Regions from separate parts of the Homo sapiens genome. Here all the other regions are linked to region 3. A link is a contact called in ENCODE Hi-C or POLR2A ChIA-PET data. All regions are on one chromosome and are shown on one strand. Each heading gives the region's core, a stretch centred on a gene start or an enhancer-like site at or near the end of the contact. The rest is flanking DNA. Distances are from core to core; before and after follow the strand shown.

Region 1 (2,700 bases), core at 187-2,686, 110 kb after region 3:
GCGGCAGCCTCCAGCTCACCCACATAGGGTGCAACAATGATCTGCTCAGGCTTGGGGAGAAAATATTGGAATTTCTTTTCTTTTTTTTTTTGAGACGGAGTCTCGCTGTGTTTCCCAGGCTGGAGTGCAGTGGCATGATCTTGGCTCACTGCAAGCTCCGCCTTCCGGGTTCATGCCATTCTCCTGCCTCAGCCTCCCAAGTAGCTGGGACTTCAGGTGCCCGCCACCACACCTGGCTAATTTTTTTGTATTTCTAGTAGAGACAGGGTTTCACCATGTTGGCCAGGATGGTCTTGATCTCTTGACCTCGTGATCCACCTGCCTTGGCCTCCCAAAGTGCTGGGATTACAGGCGGGAGCCACCACGCCCGGCCTGGAATTTCTATTTCTGTTTTTATATCATCTTCTTTTAATTTATATATATATATAATGTTTTATAATGTACATGATATGCTAACACAGAAGTGCATGCAGATAATTGATGGCTATATAAAAAGAGAAGATGTGGGCTGATAAATTTTTTACTTATAGGATGCAGTTAAAAACTTTCCAGATAACTAGTATAGATCATACTAACATTTTGATGGCTTCAACTGTACCACAGAACTGAAAGGGAAAGAAATACGTGCAGAAACTGGAACAACTGCATTTGTGAATGCTCCACACTGATAAAGTAAGGTAGCACCTAATCTGGATTTAGAATACTGTATTTGCAGCCAAACAGAGATTATCAGCTTGTTTTTATTTGTTGATCCTTTCAAAGGCTCTTACTTCTGTTTACCAGGAGACCACTTCTATCATTGTTTTCCTCTCCTCACTCCCCTCCCTTTTTCAAAGAATCTCCTATTTTAAGAAGTGTTAGGCTTGGCCTATCTGGTGCAACATAAATTTAGCTTACCAGGGCAGTCAGGAAGTCAGAACAGCTTTGTGGGTTCCCACAGTTTGTTTGCTCATTCGATTAACAATCGTGCATCTACTAAGTGCTAGACATGAGGCTGCAAAGATATTCCAAGACTCCTGGAGTCCAGTGTCAAGAAGGAGGACTCCCCAGTCGAGAGAGAGACTGAGAAAGTGGTACACTAGCTGGCTACAAAGAAAGAAGACGAAGAGCAGCCCATTGAGGGGGGGTGCCAGGAAGTCAGAGCTGGATAGGAGTGGGTATCAGGAAACCTCTCTAGGAAGAAATGGCTCTTAACCCTTGACTGAGAGGAGCAGGCCAAGTGCCACTTTTCTTTCATCAGAAGAAAAATAAAATGGCAAGGCACTGCACTCTCACCTGAGCAAGCAGATGCAGCTTGGAGAGAGGAGTTTCTTTCTTCCTTTCAGTGTACCTTATCTCTGTCTCCTTCCAGCTTTGCATGGCTCTGAAGGTGTGGTCTGGGTGTGTATCTTACACTCAGCAGACTGCAGCTTTCCCGGGACACACGAGCTGCGTTGCCTAGCCCAGCCCAGTGCACTTAAAGACACCCAGAACACGCAGCTCCCACCAGTGCCCAAGCGCTTAAAGGCAAATGTGTCTCGGGGGCCTTTGCAGAAAAGAAAATCAAACAGCAATGATTTTGACAGATGTGAGGCTAGGAGAGTGAGTTGAGAAACAACTGAATTTCATTCTGTTTAATCCCATGTATACGTCACTTAACGGGTTAAAAAAAGGCTGATTCAATGAGTTTAATCGTAAAATCTGCTGTAAGCAAATTGTAACCTAACCTTCAAATTCATTCCAATGAGCCCACATTTTTAAACTGTACACTGGAAGAAAGACTAAACTTTTTACTCAGAAAAGGTTGTTTTTCTTCCATCCTCTTCCCTTCTTCCACACTTCTTTCTTTCCAGGGCTTAGTGCAATAGTGGCTTAGAATCAGGCTTCCTGCTTTAATTCAAAGTGTTCCGGGTGGTGTAGAAAAAAATATCTATGTCATGATTCAGCATAAGGGCTCTTGAAGTCACTGTTTTTGCTACTTTCAGAAGAAACATGGCAGGATTGCCTAATTGTTCCTTCCTGAAACATGGAAGAGAGGCATGCAGGGACTCGGAGTCAGAAGGGCAAGATTAGAGTTTTGTCAGAAGCAGAGAAGATATTTTTTGTAAGAAAAACAAGGATTTTACCATCAAAATAGGAAATCCATCAAAGGACCATGGTGCTTAGTCCCTGTTAGTTAAAACAGTACGGGAGGGGATAGAGTGGGCGAGAAGTTAATCTATATCCACAATTCTTTAATTACGTGGTTAAAAAACAAAGCAAAACAAAACCAAGCAGAAAAATAAAAAATAAAAAAACAGCCCTTACAGCCAACTCTTGCATGTTGTTCAAGTTGAGCAAGGAAACTGGAATTTGAACTTAAGGTGCAGGGATCAGCATAACATCCCAAAGTATGAGGGCAACAACCAGGGAGCATTCTAGAACCTTCCCTCACTGCTGGAGTAGTACACATTAACACCTTTATCTTTTCCAATATCGAGGTGAATTTTTTAAAATAAATAAAAATTTTTAAGACAAACTCAGGCATTTTTGTCTCAATTTACAAAGGTTTCACCCAAAATGCAGTCATTACAAAAGTCTAGAATCAGTCCCTCTGAATGGAAGGCCCTTATTCCTTTTTATTCACGCTACCCTTCATTCTCATACCAAGTATGTGTCAAACCCTGCCTTTAAAAGACAAGGTTAAGGCTGGGCTGGGTGGCTCACGCCTGTAATCCCAGC
Region 2 (2,700 bases), core at 42-2,541, 110 kb before region 3:
TAAGGTATTGTTATTGTAAAAGTCTTGAAGAGTTGTGAAAATGAGGACGATGTAAAAAACAAAAAGCCCCTGAAATTCTACTCCAAGAAATGACCACTAATCAGTCTATTCCTTCGTGAACTTTCTTACATGCATCCTACACACACACACACACACCCCCCCTACACAAAGACACACATATACTTTTTTTAAAAATAAAGATGTAGTTACATTAAGCTGTGTGTCTCAGCTTGCTTTTGCATAATTGTCATTATAAACAAGGACAAGATTTGTGTTTGATGGATAAAACTGCCACATCCTTTTAATGTCTGCCCAATATTTCCCCAAAGGGATGGAAAATAATTTTTTAATCCAATTCTTATTGACAAACTTTCATGATGTTTCTAATATATCACTATTACAATCACTTGGGTGAATATTTCTGGAGAATAAATTTATAAAAACAGAACTATGGAGGGAGAAGTTTAAAACTTTGCTACATAGTTCCAAGTTACTGCCCAAAAAGTTGTAACAATTTATATCCCTGTCAGCAATATATGAGAAAGTACACTATTCCACATATTTTTAAGCTTTGCTAATCTGAAAGATAAAAATGTATCTAATTATTATTTAAATTTACATTTTTAGCTGCACTGAGGTAATTTATACATTTACTTGGAATTTTTCCAGTACTAAATCATCTCACCGAAGAATACAGCGCAGTTTTGTATTTATTAAGTCCTCCTTCATGATTGTCAGGAAAGTTATTTTATTTTTCTGGTAGACGTCTTGCAAAGAGCTTATTAAATTTTGATGTATTATATACTTTTATCACTGATGAACTGGGATTGTTAAAAATTATATTACCAAGTAATTTTGCAAATATAAACCTATTGACATTTAAATTTATTTTATATCTAGCCACTTTCCTGAATTCTATTAGTTTTAGTACTAAAAGTTTCAGTTAGTTTTTTGTTTTGTTCTTAGGTAGACTATAATAATGCTGCAGGTAATAAATTTTGCCTTTATTTTCCAATAAATACGATGTAATCATAATGGTCATCCTCGTCTAATTTTGGAATTCAGTGATAAACTGTCTAGTTTTTCACTGCTTATGATAGTGTTTTATTTTATCATCTGTTTTGGGCCTTAGACCACTTTGAGAATCTCAACAAATCTTTCTTTCAAAGCACATGTGCTGCACAAACAAGCAAAATTTTCATATATTTTTAGTTGATTCATACACCCCTTGAGACCGATGAACCCACTCACACAAAAACACACCACGGAACAGACTCAGCTGACATAACTAAAGTTGCTTCAACGGGACTGGCCAAAAAGAACATTTCCAAGTAGGTGAAGGGTGTCAACTTAATGCAGCAAGCATTTGTCCAGTTCTCTTTCATCAGGGGTTCTAGTTACCCAACAGAAGGGTTAGCTTTCCAGTGCAATTAAAAACAGACATTCTGCAAGGCAATGGCTGTAAACTCTCTTTGAATTACTCTCAGTCTATCCAGAAAGAGAGGCAGATAAGTAAACAGAGCAACATGAAAGTGATATTAAAGATGTGTGTGTTCTGGATGACAGCATACCTAGATACTGCCTTTCATCAACTGCAAGATGTTTAACAGAGAATGTGTCTTTTGGAGTGAGACTAAAAAAATGATATTGAAGACATAAAGACATTCAAAAAAAAAGCAAAGGTAGTTTGGGCTGATATATTTTTAGAATGATAGGTAGTCCCTTGAGCTTGGAACACAGAAAAAGTGCAAAGATTTTCGGTGCACTGTTGGAAATGACTTTGTTTTTATGGTATCCTCAGCCAAAATAACATAGTGTTACAAATCTTGCAAAATAAAGATTCCTCAGAAACCTCACACAAATTGCATAACTCTTCAACTATTTTGTTTCAGGGTAGGAACCTCATAGATATTCTCAGTCTTACCATTGACTTACCAATTTAATCCTTTTGTTCCTTTCTTATTTAACTGATCCAGAATATTATGGCCTGCTGAAAATGCCTGATAGCTCTCTTTGTCTGGTACCAATTTCAGAAACTTCTGGATGAATGCACAGTGGGAGTTGTTAGCAGTGGCTGGAAATTTAGTGTGAAAAAGCCAGGTTTGGGAGATTTACCAAGAAATATCAATAATCTACTTTACATCCATACATAGGAAAGTATATGTCTCTTGGGAATATTAACTCATCTTCTATTTACCGCAGTTAAGCTCCTTGGATGGTTTGTCCATGAACTGCATGCCTCTTTTCCCATTGTTTCTGTCAATTCATTCTCTTTCTTGTCTCAGTCCCTTCTATATTAAGATTTCCTCCATGCTTTTCCCCCATCTTCACTATTTCCAAGCAATCTTCAGAACTAGTCATCAGATCAGTTTGCACACCAAAAATCTTCCATATTTTGTTTGTCCTCCACTCTCAATTGAATCAGAATATGGAGGGTGGGGTGTGGCAGAGAGGGGTTTGTGGCAGACATCGGTACTTTTTAAAGGCTCCTCAAAAACGAATCTCATGAACAGCCACCACTGAGAATCACTGGAACCAACAGCATCCCTCATTAAATCCTCATTGTACCCCTCACTACTTAGTTCCCTCGTTCTGCCACCTGTTTCCAAATAGGCTTTGAGTCTCCCTTTTTCTAGTAAACAGTCAATAGCTGCATTCTGCTGTAGAAATGACCACTATTACACCAGATTTTCTTATATT
Region 3 (2,700 bases), core at 11-2,510:
GCCTATAGTCCCAGCTACTCGGGAGGCTGAGGCAGGAGAATTGCTGGAACCTGGGAGGTGGAGGTGGCAGTGTGCTGAGACCGCACCATTGCACTCCAGCCTGTCTCAAAAAAAAAAAAAAAAAAGGAAAAGAAAAAGAAAGATCACAGACTCCAACAATAATTTATGGATCAAAGGATATCAGTTAGGAACATATGGTGCAACCCAGAAGAGAAAGAGTCACAGGGACTTGTGCTGAAGATACACAGTAGAGACAGAGAGAATCAAGACAGGCTGTGGACACTCTCTAAGCTCCACTGAGATCCCCTGTCATCCTTGGTAACATCTTCTGTGTGCCATCCTCCAGCTGCACTTTTGCTTGCATGCCCACATCCACCTCACACCTGCAACTTTCCTTTGGCGAACACTTCTTGGCATTGGAGTGCCTTGCTCACAGGCATAAAAAAGCCCAAAGTGCCTACAAGTTCACTTTCTACACACCACCCCCACCACCACTAACCCCTCAAATCCCACAGCCTTTAGACAGAGTTTATAAAATATAAAATCTTAAAGCCCAGTTGCTTTGATCATGCTTGGGACAAATCCCAAGGCCCCAGTTACATTCCAGTATTTTCCATGGGCTCAGGCTGAAGCTACTCTCTGGGACATGCTGCCTGAAACTGCACCCTTCCCTGTCTTGCTTCCCTCACTCCTTTCCCAGGTTCTCCTGGAAGCACTTCCTTCACAAATCACTTACACACGAAGCCTTCCCCTGAGATGTCCTTCAGATGAACCTGTACTAAGACAGGAGATTGAGAGCTATTGAAAAAACTGGAGGTGTCCAGAGCTTAGTAAGTGACTGGATGTGGGAAGCTATATTATTAACTAAAAGAAAAAATATTCAGTGAAACTCAAACTATGTTTACAAACAAGTATGCAAGAACTAAAAGGACAAATACTACTCAAGTAGAAAGTTAATTTCATAAGTCCAATTTTTACTGTTCCTTTGACTCTGAGGGAAGAAAGAGTTTTTGCACCATTCAATTGCTCCAGCTTTGTTACTCTAAATTTAGGACACAAATAGGGTGCTGTGGAAATCCATCTTTCTTTAGAAGAATTTTAATATAATAGCCTTTGTATCAAGTAGCTAAGAATGGATTGGAATCCCAGCCAGATCCCCCGGCTGCTTCCTCACTGCCTGCCTCTTGCAATCCCCCCTCCCTTCCTTGTGTTCCCTGGGTCTTCTCCAAATGTCTCAGATTCTTCACGCCCCAGGAATGGGCCTGCACAATGTTCTGCACTGACTGTTTTCATTCTGGTCACCCCCCTCCCCTGACTGTCCTGAGCAATGTTCTTTCTGTCCTTTTTGTCTTTTTTAAATATGTGAGTGAACAAATGTGGGACACGTGGTAACATTCTAGGAAGCCTGAGCTCGCGAGGTAGGACTCTAAAGCACCGAGAAGGATGCTTGTTGTTACTGGTGGATTAAGCCTCAGATTCTGTAAACATATCTTAAGCATACATAGTTTACGATTGCAATCAAATAAAACTTACTGCAAAGGTAATGTGATACAAATGTAATGACAAGTATAATAAGTATTAGTTTGCTATGTGTTAATCTAAGCAAGTCATATAAATGCCATTCAATACTTTTTACATAGGCAGCGTAAATATGTCATTTTTATGCTCCTTTTAGAGAGACTGTAATCAGTATTCAGGCAAATCAACAATTCCCCAATCACACACAATTTAAACAACAAAGTTCCTAAATTTTACTCCTCAGTAATTATCATCCACCTACATTTGAGGGCCTATTTTATGCCGAGCACTGTGCTAGGTGCTGTAGACACAAGGAAAATGACAACATCGTCTCCGTCATCAAGCAATCTGGGTTCTCACTCCCAGCCCCTGCACCTGGGACTAAACATTTCTGGGTTCCACTCCTACTCTCCCAGTTCTTTCATCGCCAGACTTTGCCCTTCATCAGAACATTTCCTTGCACAGTAGCTCATGGTCTCTGTCCCCCAACTCCAGCCTCAGGCCCCAAGACTATAGAAACTGTGGCTCATATCCCCACAGCTTATCTGCTAGGTAAGGCAGGGTGCCAGCAGAACTGTTACTGCAGTGATCTTAGGATAGAGCACATACAAAAAAAAGAAACATGGCACGGTGAAAGGGCCTCAGACAATTAGGGGTGGAAAGTACACAGGAGATGGGGCAGGGCTATGAGAATAGCGAAGAGCAGGCACGGGACAGAGAGGGGCAGCTTGTCCTCTCTTAACATGGCTGTCCCTCTGGGCCCAGGAGCCGTCCTCACTGGGAAGGGATTAGGAGGGTTCTTCCTTCTGAGCAGAACTGAAAGGAATCCAGCAGTGAGGGCAGAGATGATAAAACAAATAATAGTGTGTACTAGGAGCTTGCTAAGCCCCAAATCCATTATTTTGTTTAATCTTCAGAAGCACTCTGAAGAGTTGCTACTGCTGTTTAGCAGATGAGAAACCCAAGATTTAAAAACATGACCAAAATCAAGAAACAAGTAAGTGGCAAAACAAGGGTTAATTCAAACTTCAAACTCAAAGTTCTTTTTTTTTTTTTTTTTTTTTTTTTTGAGACGGAGTTTTGCTCTTGTTGCCCAGGCTAGAGTGCAATGTCACGATCTCAGCTCACCACAACTTCCACCTCTGGAGTTCAAGTGATTCTCCTGCCTCAGCCTCCCAAGTA

The links. Hi-C counts contacts between places; a loop is a spot of excess contacts on that map. ChIA-PET counts read pairs that join two places held with the same protein, here RNA polymerase II (POLR2A). Pooled maps may share reads with other maps.
Region 1: a loop to region 3 is called in a map of K562, with 1.9 times the contacts of the local background. The contact joins two enhancer-like sites. A Hi-C loop is called at or near these places in 2 of 168 maps with a recorded cell type or tissue (Caco-2 and K562) and 3 of 50 pooled maps. POLR2A ChIA-PET finds 5 or more read pairs at or near these places in 2 of 52 experiments (K562 and activated T-cell).
Region 2: a loop to region 3 is called in a pooled map, with 1.9 times the contacts of the local background. The contact joins two enhancer-like sites. A Hi-C loop is called at or near these places in 1 of 168 maps with a recorded cell type or tissue (Caco-2) and 3 of 50 pooled maps. POLR2A ChIA-PET finds 5 or more read pairs at or near these places in 4 of 52 experiments (CD8-positive, alpha-beta memory T cell, MCF 10A and activated T-cell).

The regions. Positions count from the first base shown.
Region 1 is chr6:139,532,992-139,535,691 of GRCh38, reverse strand. No RefSeq gene overlaps it. Among named protein-coding and RNA genes, the nearest start is that of LINC01625, 60 kb to the right of the region's middle. RefSeq lists a cis regulatory region at 766-1,604. Within about 2 kb of position 1,436, at least 16 of the 41 ENCODE cell types and tissues checked have a DNase peak (open chromatin) inside an H3K27ac peak, as active enhancers do.
Region 2 is chr6:139,757,107-139,759,806 of GRCh38, reverse strand. No RefSeq gene overlaps it. Among named protein-coding and RNA genes, the nearest start is that of FILNC1, 13 kb to the left of the region's middle. Within about 2 kb of position 1,291, at least 3 of the 41 ENCODE cell types and tissues checked have a DNase peak (open chromatin) inside an H3K27ac peak, as active enhancers do.
Region 3 is chr6:139,643,576-139,646,275 of GRCh38, reverse strand. No RefSeq gene overlaps it. Among named protein-coding and RNA genes, the nearest start is that of FILNC1, 130 kb to the left of the region's middle. Within about 2 kb of position 1,260, at least 2 of the 41 ENCODE cell types and tissues checked have a DNase peak (open chromatin) inside an H3K27ac peak, as active enhancers do.